Regions from separate parts of the Homo sapiens genome. Here regions 2 and 3 are each linked to region 1. The links are chromatin loops, found by intact Hi-C in ENCODE. Cell type or tissue: ascending aorta. All regions are shown on one strand.

Region 1 (5,000 bases):
GTGGGGCCCAGGACTCTAGGGTGGTCCCTGACCCAAATCTGTGCTGGTTCTTCAGGGATTCTGGCCTGTGGGAGGGTGGCAATTCAAGGGCGGAGGGGCTCTTGGTCTTACCTCAACGAGGTGGTTGTCAGGGCCATAAAGATCTTTGTCCAGCTCGATGACCAAACTCTTGAAGAAAGAAGAGAACTTCCGCTTCTGTTTGCTGGGCTGTGGGAGAGCAACAGGGACCATGGGGGCAGAACAGGGACGAGGTGGGAGGAGCAGAAGGAGGCCAAGTTGGCAGCCGACAGGGCAGTGGGCTTAGATGAAATCCTCTGCACTTGGAATGTCTCTAGGCCTGCCCCTCCACCCAGCCTGGGCTGACTCCCTAGCCCTTAGTGCAGACACCTTGTTCTGTTCTCAGTGCAGCCCATGCCCACCCCAGGACACCTGGAGAGACCTGGGCCGGGACGTACATCATCCAGGAGCTTCCCCTCCACCCGTAGCTCCCAGGAGGCAATGCTGCCGTCGGAATCCTCAGCATCAGGCTTCGCAGGGTTAAAAGTGTTGGAGATATAGAGTCGCAGCTTCCGCTTTTGCTGTAGAAATAGAGTGCAGAACCGGGCGAATGCTGTGTGCTCCCACCCCGACCACCCTGCTTCCCCATCCTGGTCACACAACTCTAGAGTCCCCTTCCTACCCCCGAACTAAGGCACCTTCATGGGCCTCTTCAGAGCCTCCTGGATGTCCACCCGCTTCCGCATGATGGTTTGATCCAGTTTCCTCTCAAATGCCAAGAGGTCCATGTAAGCCTGGGACTCGGGGACCAGCTCCCGAATCTGGAGAAGGAGGAGCAGGGCAGGAGTCAGAGGCTCAAGTCCAGGGTTGTACCATGGAATGTATGCATGTTGTGCAATCCTAGGGTACAAAAGATGTCAGGGGAGCCATCCTACTTTTGGGCATGTAGCTTTGACAGTGGGAACAGGACCTCTCCCCAGGATGCCATTATCCAGCAGTAGGGGCCTTGCTGTGTAGGGATAACAATTGCTTCTCCCTTTAGGAAGTGCCTTGTGTTTCATCATCAGGGAGGAGGTAGCAACGGTGGAGCTCAGCAAGCACTAGCCTTTAGTCTCCTCATCTTGTCATTGTCCATATCATATGCCTGCTGGGCTTCCCCTGGGCCCCTGCAAAGTGCCTAGTAGGGGCTCAATCCCTGAGACAGTTGGACAGCGGTGCTTTCTTCTCTGCTGGCACCTTGCTCAGCCCCCACACCTGTCCCAACTGTGCTGTCCCCATACCCAGCTGGACCTGGGTCTCTTTAGGATGCTCAGGATCTCTGGCCACCTTCTATCCCCTTCATTCTGCCTGGCAGCTTCTGATCCCCTAGCTCTTGCCCCCTCCTGGTCCCACAGCTCTATAGTACCACTTGGATCAAACCCCCTGACAGGCCCCTGTGTTCTGGCCCCAGTGGCTCTGCTGCTTCCCTCCACCTCACCCCCTCCCTCTGGCCTGCGGAGCCTCACTTATTAATGAGCTTTTTTAAACAAAAAGTGAAAGTGACTGTGATGCTGAAGCTCTGCTTCTGAGGGGGGAGGGGAGGGCGGAGCAGCAAAGGGTGGGGGGTGGGCTGGGGGCTGCTGTGAAAGGCACTCACCCTTTGAGGGAGGATTTTGTCAGCCATCTTCCTCCTCTTGGCACTGTACATTTTTTAAAGAAAAAACCAGGTTACCATGGCGACAGATCTGGGCGTAACGAGGCCACCTGCTAGATTATCCCGACATCTCCGCCCGCCTGGCTGGGGTTCCCACAGCCCACTTGTCTGCCCGCCCAAGGGCTGTGACGGTGGTGTGTGGAACCGGTGCTCTGTCCTCTCTCAGGACACAGGAGTGACCCATCCATTCTCTGGCCTGGGAGCCCCCTTCTACCCTGCCACATCCTCAGGGACAGAGAAATTTAGACAGGAGGGACTGGCTGGTGGGGGCGGTGCTGCCAAAAGATGCGAGCTGCAGAAGTGTTTGAGGAAAGGTGGGGATGAGGGAGGACAAAGGAGAGGGAAGCCAGGTTCTGAAGACCTTTTCTGGAAAGCAGGGGGTGCCCTGTCCAAAGGGGCCTAAGCTCAGAGGGAGGGAGAGAGACGAACTCCTTCCTATCCATGGAGCGGGAGGTGACGGTGTGAAGCTGGCGGGACTTGCACCCCTTCCAGCCACCCTGGGCTTGGAAGAGAACGCTGATGGGCTGGGGGTACTCATGCCCTGGGACTACCTGGCAACAGGGTGAGGGACATGCTGCAGCCATAGGCGCCCAGAATGTGCATGGGTGTGACTTCAGGCTGAGGCCAAATTGACTAGGCCCGGGGTAGTAGCAGCTGGATGTGGGCTCTTTCTGACCCACTAGCTGCTTCTAACTAACCCAAAAACCCCCAGAAAAACCTTGGCGGGTCAAGAGATGAAAACGCAGCCCAGAGAATAGCTCCATACTGCCCCCGTGTGGTGTTCTCAAGCACTGCCCCCTCCCTATGCAGAAATCTAAGGCTAACAAGCGGATTTCATTAAAGGTCTGGTTTGTTTTAAACAGATTATCTATGTGTAACTCTCCATTTATACAAGATAAATCAGGGAATTACCATTTGCTGTACAAAATGACGATGCACTTTACTAAAGAATTCATCATGGGATTCCTATAAGTGGTGATTTTTTCCCCGATGTGTAAAAAATAATAATGAGGTAAAATTGATATTACACCTTTTATAGAAACCCATCTGTTGTGCAAAAAAAGCATGTGTATTTGGCTAAATACTGAAACCCGGAGGGGCACTGCTGTTGCCAGGAGCCAGCAGGGGCTTTGAGGGTGCCACCAGCTGCTGGAGGAAAGCAAGGAAATGGGCTGGCCCTGGTGGCTTGAGAGCAGACCTGGGCCAGAGTGCCTAAGAATTAAGAGCAGGACTGGGTAGAGACCACCTACCCACAGGGCAAATCCCCAAGCTCCACCCCCATGGTCAGAGAGTCCCATTGAGAAAATCTGGAGTGGCTTTGAAACAGCCCGGGGGCCGGCAGGAAGGCTCAGCGGAGAACCACACTTTGGGGAACACAGTCCTACACCTCTGCCCTCAGTCCCACTGGAAGCCCCGCCCCCACCCCAAAGACTGAAGCATCACCCAGAACCTGATGGGTGGAGAGAAGGACTGAGCAGGTGACAAGGAGAAGGGTGAGGGGAGCGTGCAGGGAAGCGGTACCGGCTGCCGACGCCGCAGCCTGTCTCTACCGTGGGCACACAAAAGAATCAGGCCGGTGCCCCCTAAGCCTACCTCCCCAGAGGGCATTCGACCCGGGAAGCCTCGCTCCCTGCTAATCATTCTTCCTCGCCCCTTCCAATCCCCGCTACTCGCTTACCTGGTCCCTGCGGGTCCCCCAGGGCCCGCCCCTGCACGCCCCCTCCTCGCCGGGCCTCCCACTCACCTGCGGCTCCGCGCGGGGGCGGTGGGCACCGGCTGGCCCTGGCTCTGTGCCTGGCTCTGCCCGGGCGGGGGCGCTGCTCGCTTGCGGGCGGGCTCCATGCCCGCGGGGGCCAGGCCGGGTCGCACGGCGGGGCTGCCCATGTACGGGGAGCCCGGGGGGCCCATGGGCGCCCCCTGGTGGGGCATCCGGGCTCCAGACGGCATCCCGGGGCGCTGGGGGTGGGCGGGGGTGAAGCAGAAACGGGCGCCCGTGGGTCAGACCAGGGCCCCCCGCTCCAGGCGCGGTGAGCCGGCGTCTCCCCTCCCCCACCAGACCCTCGGCTGGTGACCCTGAGCGTTGAGCGATGGGTGGGAGCGATGGGTAGGAGGGGCAGGGGCGCCGGAATCTGCGCGGCTCTGGCGGAGGGGCTTGGCGTCTGGCTGCAGGAAGCTAACTGAAGCCAGGCACCGCACAGGGCATTGCGAGCCTCGGGGCTGCGGAAGGTACCGCAAAAATGAATATTAATGGCGCCTTTCAACCTTTCAAAGATGTTCACATCCACATGCTCCTCTGCAAGACAGCCTGAGCAGGTCCTTTCATCCCCACTTGACGGATGGGGCCACTGTGGCTCAAGGAGAAAAATGACCTCGCCAAGGTCACACAGCTCATCCTGGCCCAGGCAGCCCCTGAAGGGCTGCCTCCTGGGGGCCCAGGGCTTTGCTCTCTGCGGCTTGGTTGAGGTCCGGTACCCGGCTCCCTGCTCCGACTTCTGCTCCTCCTCCTGCTCCTCCTTCTCAGGCTCCACTTCTTGGGCGGTTCTGCCTGGTACTCACTAGCTCATCTCAGCCACTCTGCTCCCTGTGTCCCTGCTTTTGACCCTTGGGTCCCAAACCCCACTCCCCTCGGCTGACTCCAAGTCCCCACATCCAGGGTCTTCGCTGACCAAGCTGCCCCCATAATTTGCTCCCAGGGTGAGGGCTGGAGGCAGGGCAGGCAAGGGCAGCCTGCTGGGGCGCCCCAGACACAGCCAGGATTCTCTGATTGGGAGGAGGGGAACTGCGTTAGAGGTGGGCTGCCCAGGGGGGCCTGGGGTGGGTCAGGGCAGTGACACTTGCACTCACATTTCCCTTCCTGTCTGCCCAGGTCAGCAGCCACCTCCTCCTCTTCCCATCCCCACCCCAGTGAGGTCAGCAGTCAGGGTTCATGGGGGCTGTGGAGACTGAGAGGAGGCGGCTCCTCCTCCCTTGCCACTACCCCTGGGTGGTCAGATGGGGTGTAAATGAGATGCAAATGCATCGAGCGAAGTGTTCCAAACCCCACTTGTCCAGACTCCAGAAGGGAGATGGGGAGGGCCAGAGAGAGTTTCAGGGGCTGTGAAACAGAAAGAGCGGGGTGGGATGGGGACTGGGACCACGAAAGCAGGAAGAAGATCAGAGGGCAGGGGATGCAGACCCTGGCACTGTTAACATGGACACACCACCCACCTCACCCCCAGGCATGAGGAGGGGCCCCCTTGGGCTTGCTGTTTTCCTTCCAACTGCTACCTCTCCCTCCTGGTCCTCCAGGCTCTGTGTCTAACCCTAATGT
Region 2 (5,000 bases), 160 kb before region 1:
TGGAGGGTGGGTGGCAAGCCCACCTTGCTGCTGAGTTGCGTTTCCTGAACCACCAGGAAGTGGGCAATGGCTTCCAGAAGCTGGGGCTCCCGCAACCGGTGCCGGGCCAGGTGCTGGGCCAGGAGCACCATCACGTGGGGAGTCAGTTCCTCTGGCCTTGCCTCTGTGAAGAGCAGCCTGTCACGCTGGGCCTCAGCCGGACCTCCGGCTGGCTCAATTCCACCTCAGCCCAGCCAACTGAGCCCACCTTCCTCCTCCTGTCAGCCCTCCCCACCCCCATCTGATTTTAACCCCCTCCAGCACCTGCCAGGCTGCTGATCAGATGCTGCCGTGGATACCGCAGAAAACGGGGGCAGCTTAGAGCAGCTTCCAACCCTTGCCCACCTCGGAGAAGGGGCTGCAAAGGGGGAGGTGGCTTCGGAGGGAGGCGGAGCCTTCGCTCCTGTTCCAGGGCACACACCAGGGGACCATCAGATGGAAAGCCTGAGGGGGAGAGGTAAAAGGCAGCCTGGTAACAGAGCTGTGCTGCTGTTCTTATCATGGGGTTACTTGGTGAATTCTCCACCTTTCTCCTCTCCCGTTTCCTGAGCGGGAAGGTGTGCTAGAGTTTAAGTGCAAACACTAGAGACATGTAAAGTATCATGTGGCTATGAGGTATCGAAACGGTTTGTAGGGAGTACATACAAAGATGGCAAATAGGCTTTCATCTCATACCAATTGTGACAAATTATGGTGGCTTCCTAGGGCACTCTATTAGCAGGAATCTGGGGTGGCACCCTAGCGAGGCCGGAAGGAGTGCGTTCGACTCATGATGTCTGCCGCAGACATAGGACGGGAGCAGGAGCAAGCGTTCCTGGGCAAACGCCTGAGAGGCTGGGTCTCTGTCCGTGGTCCTCTACTGTTCTCCCTATTCTTCATTAACACCTAGCCCCCCAGGCGCCCACCTCAAGCCCCTCCTCACCAAGTAAGACTGCAAGGTGCAGACACACGTGGATGGTGTGAATGTCAAAGGAGGGGCAGTTTCGGATGATGAGCTGACTCAAGTCCTGCAGTGTGACCTGCTCCACAGGAGGGGGCCGTGGCCGAGACCCCAAGAGCTGGCCCAGACGACGAAGCGCCACCGAGTAGTGGTGGGCGCGCACCTTGCTGGGGTTCTGGCCCAGCCAGCGCAGCAGCTCCCCAGGGCTCTTCGCCTGTTCCAGAAGCCGCTGCAGTCCTTGCACAGGACCTGCACTGGGGCCTCCTCCAACAGGCCGGTCCCCCCATTTGCTGGGCCCCAAACAGCAGGGCTGTACTGGAGGGATCAGCAGCAGGCCAGACAGCCGAGCAGGGGAGGTCTGAGCAGAGAGCAGGACTCGAAGCATGGAGTTGGGTGATGGAGACCCTGAGGGGCAGCCCAAAAAAGGGGGTGAGGTTTTCTCCAAAGGGGAGAAAGACCTGCTACCTACTGCTTACCTCACTCCTCATTTAGGGGGCCTGTGGTCAGAGCAAGCCTTTGTGACTGCTCTGGGCCTCTTCCCCACCCCGCCCCTCTGCCTCCTTCCACGCCTTTGAAACAGCAATCATAATCCTCAGTGCGCTCAGCGCAGCACTACTTGCAAAGCAATTCCACATGCACCATCTCTGATGCTCCTTACACGCCCATGAAGAGTAGGCAGGGCTGGCATTACCTCATTTCACCGGTGGAGAAACGCAGGCCCAGAGCAGCGAAGGGGTTAAGTTAAGCCCGAGGTCATTAACCGGGTTAGTGGTCGCGCCCAGTCTGGAGCCCAGGCGGCACCGGCGTGCACTCTCCCGACCACCTCCCTCTCCCACAGGAGGCGGCGGCGGCACAGAGGGTGGAACGCGGGCTCCGCGGCTGGACGGTGCTGGGTTCCATGCTGGGCGCTCCCACTCACCAGCGGCGTGACCTTGGACAAGTGGCTTCGTCTCTCTAAGTCTCCTCACCCGTGAAATGAAAACGCAGCGCCCACCTCGCAGGGCGCGCGTGGAGCCCGAGTGCACCGCTTTGCGATGGCGCGGAGTCGGCGAAGTCGGGGGCCCCAACACCCACCCCGGCCCAGGGACGCCAGGAGACCGTGGCCGCTGCCGCTAACACCAGCTCCCGCTGCCCTCCCGCAGCCCTCCCCGCAGGCGCCACCCCTACATGACTCCCCGGGCCCTGCGCAGGTCGCTCCCTCAGTCGGTCTCGGGGCCCGGGGGCCGGGTTCCCCCCGCGGCCTCCTCATCGGCTAGCCACCGAGTCCGCCATCTTCCCAGCAGCCCCTAGATAGCCGCCCGGACGCCAATCCCGAAGCAGCTATCGGTCTTCGGAGACGTGGCTCCCGGCAGGCACTGCGAGCCAGGGAGCCGCGAGCCCCGCCCGCGGGAAGTGCGCGCCCGGCGCCGAGGGCGGGGCCACGGAGGCCGGCGCCAAAGCCAGAGCAGAACGCTGGGGAGAAGGGAAGGCGGAGGGCCAGACCCCAGGCGCAGTCCGTGCCCTTCTCTCCCAAGGGGCGAGGACTCCCCGCCCGCCAGCCCGCACACACTCAGACACACTGCAAGAGTGAAAACTTCACAGTTACTTTAATCTGCACGGGTTCCGGGGAACTCCTCTGCCCCTCCCCGCTCCCCTTCACCAGCCTCCCACCGACCTGGCGTCCCCAACTCAGCCCAAGGAGCTGTCAGGGATTGGAGGCGGCTGGGTCCTCCGGCAGAACACTAAGACGGGCCCCCGGGGCGGCCCGGCTCTGCCCGGGGCCGAGGCAGCGACAGCAGATGCCCGACCCCGAGGAGCCCACTCCCAGTGCGGGCTGAGGGTCAGCAGCCCCGGGAGGTGGCCCCGAGCCCCGGCGGTCGCAGGGCGGGGCCTCCGCCAGTCCCGGGAGTCCTCTGCGGCGCAGGGCTGGGCTCCAGGGCGGCGGGAAGAGGCAGGCCGGAGAGGCGGGCCTGGGCAGGCAGCAGCTCCCGCCGCGGCGCGGGGAGCAAGGTCCGGAGGGGCCGGCGACGCTGCCAAGCGCCCGCGGAGGCACTACGGGCGGTACATGGCAAAGGCCAGGAGACTGAGGAGCAGGGTGAAGCCGGCCAGGCCCAGAGTGGCGGTCAGGGGAAAGAAGGGCCGGTACTGGATCTGGCAGTACCAGAGCAGCAGCAACAGCAGGAGCAGCAGGGGCAGCAGCAGGCTGCCGATTTCCAGCCCGGAGGGGCCGGGCTCGGACCCCGGCGGGCAGGGGGGATTTGGGGGACCGACTCTCGTGGACACGTGGCAGTGGAGAACGCAGTTGGGAGGGAGGTGAAGGCTGCCCAGGGTCTGGGTGTCGTCGCCTAGCAGCTGCCCTTGGTAGATGAGTCGCACCTGCTGTTCCCGGCCGGGAAACTGGGTCCTGAGGAGAGAGGGACCTGGGTAAGAGAGCAGGCCTCAGGCAATCCTAGTCCCTGGCCCCGGAACAGCACTCCCACCCTCCCCCTGCCCTCCACAACACACCGGCCCTGGCCTGGGAGGGGCCGTCTGCCAGGGGAACAAGTACAGTTGTGATCTGGGGCGCTCAGCGCCTCCAGTATAAAGGAGGGCTGGGTCTTAGGTGTCTCTGGGGGCCTTCTGCGACCACTCTCCCAACCCCTGTCTTTAGCATTGCTCCTGCCTCTTGACCTACTTACCTTTTCAAGGAGCCAATGGTGTCGTGGGGCCAGGCCCTGGCCACCTGCTCTGAATCATTGAGGAATTTCAGCCGTAGCACGAGGGGCTCCTGCGGGGAGTCCGGGGCTGGCGGTGTTGCTGTGAACCCCGTGCTGGGCTCTGGCTGTGCAGCTTGACCTCTGTGTCTCAGGCTGGGGGTCTCTGCCCCTGGGGCCTCCCCTCTCATGCTGTCGGTAGCTGCCATGGCTGCGCTGGGCTGGGATGGCGTTGGGGTCCCTGACGGCTGGGGCAGTGGGTCCCCGCCCTCAGCGGTGTGCGTTGAGACCCAGGCAAGGGCCAGCACCAGAAGGCAGGCAAGCACCGAGAAAAGGACGGTCACCTCATCACCCACCCCTTCAATCAGGGTCATGGCGCCTGCCTTGCCCGCCGCGCTACCGAGCTGGAGAGGCACAAAGAGCCCGTGAGGCCCGGGCCCCCTGGCCAGGAGCCCTGGAACCTCCACAGGGTCCTGCCCTCACCCCACCGCGACGCTCCCACCGTCCTCAGCCTCCGTCCCCTCACCCACCCCAGGGTACCGGCTTCTCTGCCTCCCAGTCGCCCCAAACTTGCCTCCGGGTGCCCCTTCCCATCGCCGAATCCCAAGTCCTAACTTTCTGTCATCTGAGCTCGAGGTCTTCAACCAGCTCCCAACTCACCCAAACCCTATCCCAAGGTAAGGGCCTAAGCAACGCCTCTCCTAAACTTCACCCCAACCAAACTTCACCCCCAAGCGTATCTATTCTCCTGCCCACTTCACCCCAGTGTGTCTACTCCTTCACCGACTTCACCCCAGGCTCATCTACTCCGCTGCTAAAGTTTCTAAGAGGTGGGGGTAGAGCCTCTGTGCCCCCACCCCCGCCCCCCGCGTTACGGTTCACCTAAACCCCACCCGCGGCACAGGACTGCTTCCCAGGCTTCCCCCACAGCAAACGTCAAACTCCGCCCCTGGGCAATCTGGAGCCACCGAGCGTCACCACCCACCCAGCTCGGCCCCCTCCAGGTCCCCTCAACCCCACTCCGCGGAGGACTAACTCCGCGCCTCCTCTGGAAGTCTCTCCAAGCCCCCCGGGCTGCCTGACCCCAGATCCCGCCCGGAATCCGAGACTTCACGTTCCCCACCCCCACCTCTCATCACCCCTCCCACCTTCCCGCCCCCCGAAGCCGCAGGAGGGCACGGCGATCCCGGCCCGACCGGGGCCCTGGGCGGCGGGGTGGGCGCGGTCACGGCGCGGGGACTCACCGCCCGGCTCCCCCAGCTCCATCGCGGCCCCTCGGGCACTTCCGGGCGGGAGGCGCGGAGGTCGCAGGCACCTGAAGCACCCCTCCTTCCCCGCCGCCGCGGCCC
Region 3 (5,000 bases), 520 kb after region 1:
ACTGCCTGGCGTTTGTTCTGCGGGGCAAGCTGGAGTGGGGTGCTCCTCAGCCCCGGGAGCCCTTGGGATGGAAATGCAAGACTCAGAGGCTCTAAATTAAAGTCTTAAAAGCTTGGGCTCATTCCTCCACACAAAGCACAAAACCTTTGGCATTTTATGGGAAAACAGACTTTTATTTGAAAAATAAACTCAAGTTGCTGGGATATAAAGGAAGAGCTGTCTGTGATCCAACGCTGAAATGGTGTGAAAGGACCTGAAGTTTTACAAGTTAAATAAACTTCTCTGAAAGACTCATTCGAATTTCAAACAGCTCCCAGCACAGATCCTCTGAAAAAGATCCCCAGATGCAGCAGGATGAGACACAGTGCCCGCTCCAGGGTGGGGGTCAACCATGTGGAATGGGAGATTCGGATTCAACCACAAACAGAGAAAATTAAATTCCTTTTGGATGTTCAAAATACACATGACCTCGGTCATAATTGTGAGCTAGTCTTGGAAACGGACAGGGGGAAAATCTACCATTCCACATCTCTGGCAGAAACCCGGGACTTACTTCCATCCAGCGGATCCTCTGTGCCCTAAGAACCCCCCAAACCAGACTCGCCTCAAAGGCGTTCCAGACGCATTCTGCTGTTCTCTGACCATCTAGGGTGGTGTTTTCCAAACTGCAACCACTGCCCCCGCCACCCCATCATGAAATCAACCGTGTGGGTCAGATAAAGCAGCTGAAACAATAGAATCGAAAATAAAGTACCTAGTCAGGGTCAATATTGCTTCGTAAAAGGGCTTTTGTTGATGTGTTGTATGTGCTGGATTATGCCATCAGATGGATTTGTTACTGTGGGCTGCAGTCAAAACGTTTTCAAACCACTGCTGCGATGAAGCCCTGCGGCTCCGCTTTACCATCTCAGTGCTGTAAATCTTCCCCGGGTGTCAGAGTATATTCTCCACCTTTTGCTTTGTGCTTGTCCCTACCAGACACCATGGTCATCACCTAGAGTAGCCTTCGGTGTAATCAAAGTAGGTGGCTGTCTAGGCCAGTGATTTTCAACTCTTTTTTTTTTTTCTAGTAGGACAAAGATAATGTCCCAATGTCCAGCAGGGCTGATCCTGTCAGTAGCAGTTACTGGGTGTGCCCTGCTGCCCCCATCAGACAAGATGCCATTTCTTGCTCCGTGGGGGCCAGCTGGCCAAAGGCCACCTTGTCTCACTCCCTAAAAGCTACCACTGCATGATTTTAGGGTTCTGGGAAGACAGTCGCTTCCAAAAAGAGAATCTGTGGCATCTGGTTTTGATGCTAGGAATTCTTTCTTTGTTATGAGATAAATGTGTCAACTACCCCTGAACTATGTCACCTTTAAGTTCTATAATGTCTATTTTAAATATTTTTGCCAGAACTGTTTCCATCTGAGGGAGGAGGGAAAAGGATAAAGGCATGTTGAGCTCTAGGAGCTGGGAGCCCACAGAAAGGAAAACAGAGCAGGGAGATCCAAGGTCCCCAGAGACATGGTGTTCTTCCCATGTTGGGTGACCATCAGTGTACCCCAAAGGTTCCAAACCCCGAAGGCACTGATAGACCTGGGGGGATGAGGAGGTATGAACTGGAAGAGCTTGGGAAAATAAGAGGCAAGTGCATGAAAAGCTCAATATGTGATTTTTAAAGAGACAAGAAGGCAATAGGAAGTTATCACGAGAGAACACAGACTGCAAAGAGACTTAAAATAACAGCTATATTTCAGGGCTCTGGCAGATTGCTCAAGGCAAACAGAATCCAGTAAGGCTTTCTGTAGCGGGCAAGACTTGAAGGAGGTCTCTGAGGAGGCGGGAGACCATGCTAATGTATCTCCAGATCCACTGCAGGGACCCCTCACTGCTCACCCCAGCCCTGTCTCTACCATCTCTTTACTGCACAGTAGCCAGACATCTCTCTGCATTGCATCCGATCGACATCCGATGGCTTTCTGTATCGCTCAATTAAAACCTGGAATCCTGACCTCTCCTGCAAGGCCCCGCCCCACTCCCTGACCTCACTCCAGCACCTGCTCCCTCCCTACTTGGTTCTGGCCACATTGACCAGCTCCCTGCAGGCTCAGAGGCTGCTCCTGCCTCCGGACATTTGCATCGTGGGCCCCTCCGCCAGGCGTGCCATGGCCTCCACCTGTCCTCTCCCTGGCTCCATCTCACCACTGGCCAAATGTCTCCATGTCAGAGGCTATTGCTGACTTGCCCACATAGAGCAGCACCCCCGCAGCCCCTCTCCTTTGACTGTTGTTCCTCTTGGCACTTGGGACACATGACACTTTTCCACCTGTGGTACCGATTGTCCCTAGAATGGTATCCCCACGAGGGCAGGGATGGGCTCATTCACTGCTGCGTTCCCAAGGGCCCAGCACTTAGCAGGTTCTCATGTAACGTGGTGCAGGTGAATATCCTCCATGCCAGACAACTCCCCTTTGAAACGCCTGGGCAGGCAGGTATCCTTGTCCGCTCCTAACACCAGCTTTCTTCTGTCTGGGAGGCGCATTTGAAGGTGAACCGCACTGGAAAAAACCCAGGCAGGAACGATACCTGCTGCTTTCCCCCAGGCAGGACCAACCTGCTCCCAGCACCAGACTCAGCATGTGAGGCTATGTCACCCCCTAGTGGTCACTCTGTCACAAAGCCAGAAAAACCAGAGGTGGGCTCCGCCTGGCCAGCTGTTCTCAGGGCCAAGGGGACCCCGACCTACTCTCTCACCCAGACTTTTTCTACGAGTGAACTCAGATGTAAACAGACATTCAGAAAATAAAGGTGAAAAGGCATCTAATATTGAGGCCACATTGTCTTGAATGAGGGAGAGATTTAACATCGACATTCTTCCTTCTAGTACGGGCTCCAGGCTGAGCGGCTGTCCCAAGATGTGGACTGTGGTGGGGTAGCACCAAGTCATTCCTACAGAGTTTCTCTGTTCATTGCAGATTATGTGGGAATTTATCAAAGATTAGCCTTTTCTTTTTTTAAAAAAGGAAGCTGAGATGGGAGGCAGGCCAGAGAGAACCTAGGAGAAGTGAATATACAGCAGGCAGAGCCCAGACCTGAGCAGCTGGGTCTCCCAGAAGCCTGTCTCCATCAGCCTGCTTTGCTTCCTTACTTCTTTGAGAGAGAGCTGGGTGTTTGTTTATTGTTTTTGAAACAGAGTCTTGCTCTGTTCCCAGGCTAGAGTGCAATGGCAGGATCTCGGCTCACTGCAACCTCTGCTGCCCAAGTTCAAGTGATTCTCCTGTCTCAGCCTCCTGAGTAGCTGGGATTACAGGCACCCACCATGCCCGGCTAATTTTTGTATTTTTAGTAGAGACGGGGCTTCACCATGTTGGCCAGGCTGGTCTCGAACTCATTATCTCAGGTGATCCGCCCACCTCGGCCTGGCCTCCCAAAGTGCTGGGATTACAGGCATGAGCCACTGCACCCAGCTGAGAGAGTTTTTTAAAAGCTGGGGACTGCCCTACAGCATGAGGCTTTTGCTAATGTGCACTTAGCATTTCCTCTGCCCCAGACCTCTGAGTGGCTCTCTCTCTGGCTCCAGTGTGGTCTCCTTACCAGAGAAGACTTCCCTCGCCATTCCATCCAAAGCAGCACCCACCCCACTACCCACTCTCTCGCTCTGCTTTCCTTTCCTTGACAACGTGGGGGCAGTTAAAGTCTATCTGTGCTCCCGTGCCCCATCCCTCCTCCAGCCCTCTGTCTGGAAGATTCCAGGCTAGCTCTGCCAGCTTGGCCATGATTGCCTTCAGCCAAACAGCGCACCTTGTCCATAGCTCCCCTGGGGCAAGGAGATGTGTCAGGATAAAGTTAGGATGGCTTCGTGGCATGAACAGAAAAAAATAACTGAAAGGAGGCTAAGCCACAAGGATGCTTATCACCTACAATAACGAACAGTTAGTAGGTAGGCAGTTGCAAAGCAGGTCAGCTTAGCGAAACTGCCTTTGCAAAAGTATCACTGTTAGGAGAAATCTGACATAGCTGATTCCATATTGCTTCTGACCTCCAAGTGTCCTTGGTCATTCCTGGGCACACACAGGCCAAGCTAATTTTGGGAGAAATTTAGTTTATAGTTTAAACTACATACAGTTTAAAGCAAGGATGATACTAGCCCTTCCCCAAACTAAAACACCATTGCAAAACTAATGAGAGGCCGCAAGGTTAGGATTGAGAGAGGCCTGAATTCTGCTAAGATGTAGGTGTAGTTAAATGACAACCAGCCATTGTCCCGAGGTCACAAGATTTGTAACTTCCCCAATTACTCCTGTAGATAACATCACTATTAGAGAACCTAAGATTGGCCTTTTGAGATGTCTTTCCAGACTTCTGCATTTCTGGCAACCAATTTGACCTCACCTGGACTCCTGACTCACCACCCAACCAGTCCTGTGGCCCCACCCAGAGGAGGAGTCAGTGTCATTTTCCACACCCCTCTGAAGGCATCCCAACTAATCAGCTGCACCCATTCCCTAGTCCCTGCCCGCCAAACTATCCATGAAAACTGCTAACCTCTGAGCCTTCAGGTAGACTGACTTGATTTGATAGATAACTGTCCTGCATGGCATGACCGGACTCATGTCAGTTAACTCTTTCTTTACTGTGACGCCGTGGTCTCAGTGGATTGAGTTTCCCTGTACAAGAGGCGGAAGGACCCATCGGGCAATGACATTGGTGCTGCCAACTGCGTGGAGAATCACCTGCCCACCTTTCCACTCAGCCACCTTGTGCCTTGACCTTTGTCCTCATGGCCCTAGAAACCATGTCCCCAGACCACAGTCAAAGGAAGAAAAGGAAATTTATCCCCGTGTGTCTTTTTTGTTGTTGTTAGGGGACGCACGTTTTTCTTAAATCCCTAGCCGACTTCTCCCATTCACTGGCATGTGGGAAGGGGATACTTCTGACTGAACTAGACCAACTGCAGCTCATGGCCTGGGGCCATGCCCTGAGTTAAACCAGGTTCTGCTATGAAGAAACAAGAGGCA

The links. Hi-C counts contacts between places; a loop is a spot of excess contacts. Peaks named below come from ENCODE experiments on the same cell type or tissue, not always from the same donor. Only the 100,000 strongest peaks of a DNase experiment are listed, where the experiment ranks them.
Region 2: a loop joins it to region 1, with 3 times the contacts of the local background. A loop is called at or near these places in 6 of 110 quality-filtered maps.
Region 3: it touches region 1 in a loop (2.3-fold over the local background); 4 of 110 quality-filtered maps call a loop at or near these places.

What each region holds. Positions count from the first base shown.
Region 1 is chr7:151,242,026-151,247,025 of GRCh38, forward strand. SMARCD3 (SWI/SNF related BAF chromatin remodeling complex subunit D3) reads right to left here. Exons shown (of 13, transcript NM_001003801.2): 2 at 3,435-3,646; 3 at 1,634-1,676; 4 at 696-818; 5 at 456-578; 6 at 112-207. Among named protein-coding and RNA genes, the nearest start is that of SMARCD3, 4.2 kb to the right of the region's middle. RefSeq lists enhancers at 2,613-3,187, 3,188-3,761, 3,762-4,336, 4,337-4,910 and silencers at 3,424-3,723, 3,744-3,823, 4,898-5,000. In ascending aorta, CTCF peaks have their summits at 2,473 (motif pointing left) and 3,620 (motif pointing left); DNase peaks (open chromatin) are centred at 1,252, 2,446, 3,636, 4,589 and 2 weaker places; H3K4me3 peaks cover 2,436 bases; H3K27ac peaks cover 3,327 bases.
Region 2 is chr7:151,078,539-151,083,538 of GRCh38, forward strand. FASTK (Fas activated serine/threonine kinase) reads right to left here and starts at 2,271. Exons shown (of 10, transcript NM_006712.5): 1 at 2,147-2,271; 2 at 962-1,384; 3 at 304-483; 4 at 24-163. The coding sequence starts at 2,228. It overlaps TMUB1 (transmembrane and ubiquitin like domain containing 1), which reads right to left and starts at 4,955. Exons shown (of 3, transcript NM_001136044.2): 1 at 4,896-4,955; 2 at 3,637-4,055; 3 at 2,547-3,362. The coding sequence starts at 4,025. The coding sequence ends at 3,011. RefSeq lists enhancers at 614-1,590, 1,591-2,566, 3,284-3,578 and silencers at 2,006-2,685, 4,719-5,000. In ascending aorta, no CTCF peak of the experiment used is centred here; DNase peaks (open chromatin) are centred at 1,147, 2,313, 2,909 and 4,713; H3K4me3 peaks cover 4,056 bases; H3K27ac peaks cover 4,082 bases.
Region 3 is chr7:151,757,088-151,762,087 of GRCh38, forward strand. All of the region lies in intron 3 of PRKAG2 (protein kinase AMP-activated non-catalytic subunit gamma 2), which reads right to left. Among named protein-coding and RNA genes, the nearest start is that of PRKAG2-AS2, 47 kb to the right of the region's middle. RefSeq lists an enhancer at 1-2,932. In ascending aorta, a CTCF peak has its summit at 2,638 (motif pointing left); a DNase peak (open chromatin) is centred at 2,639; H3K27ac peaks cover 891 bases.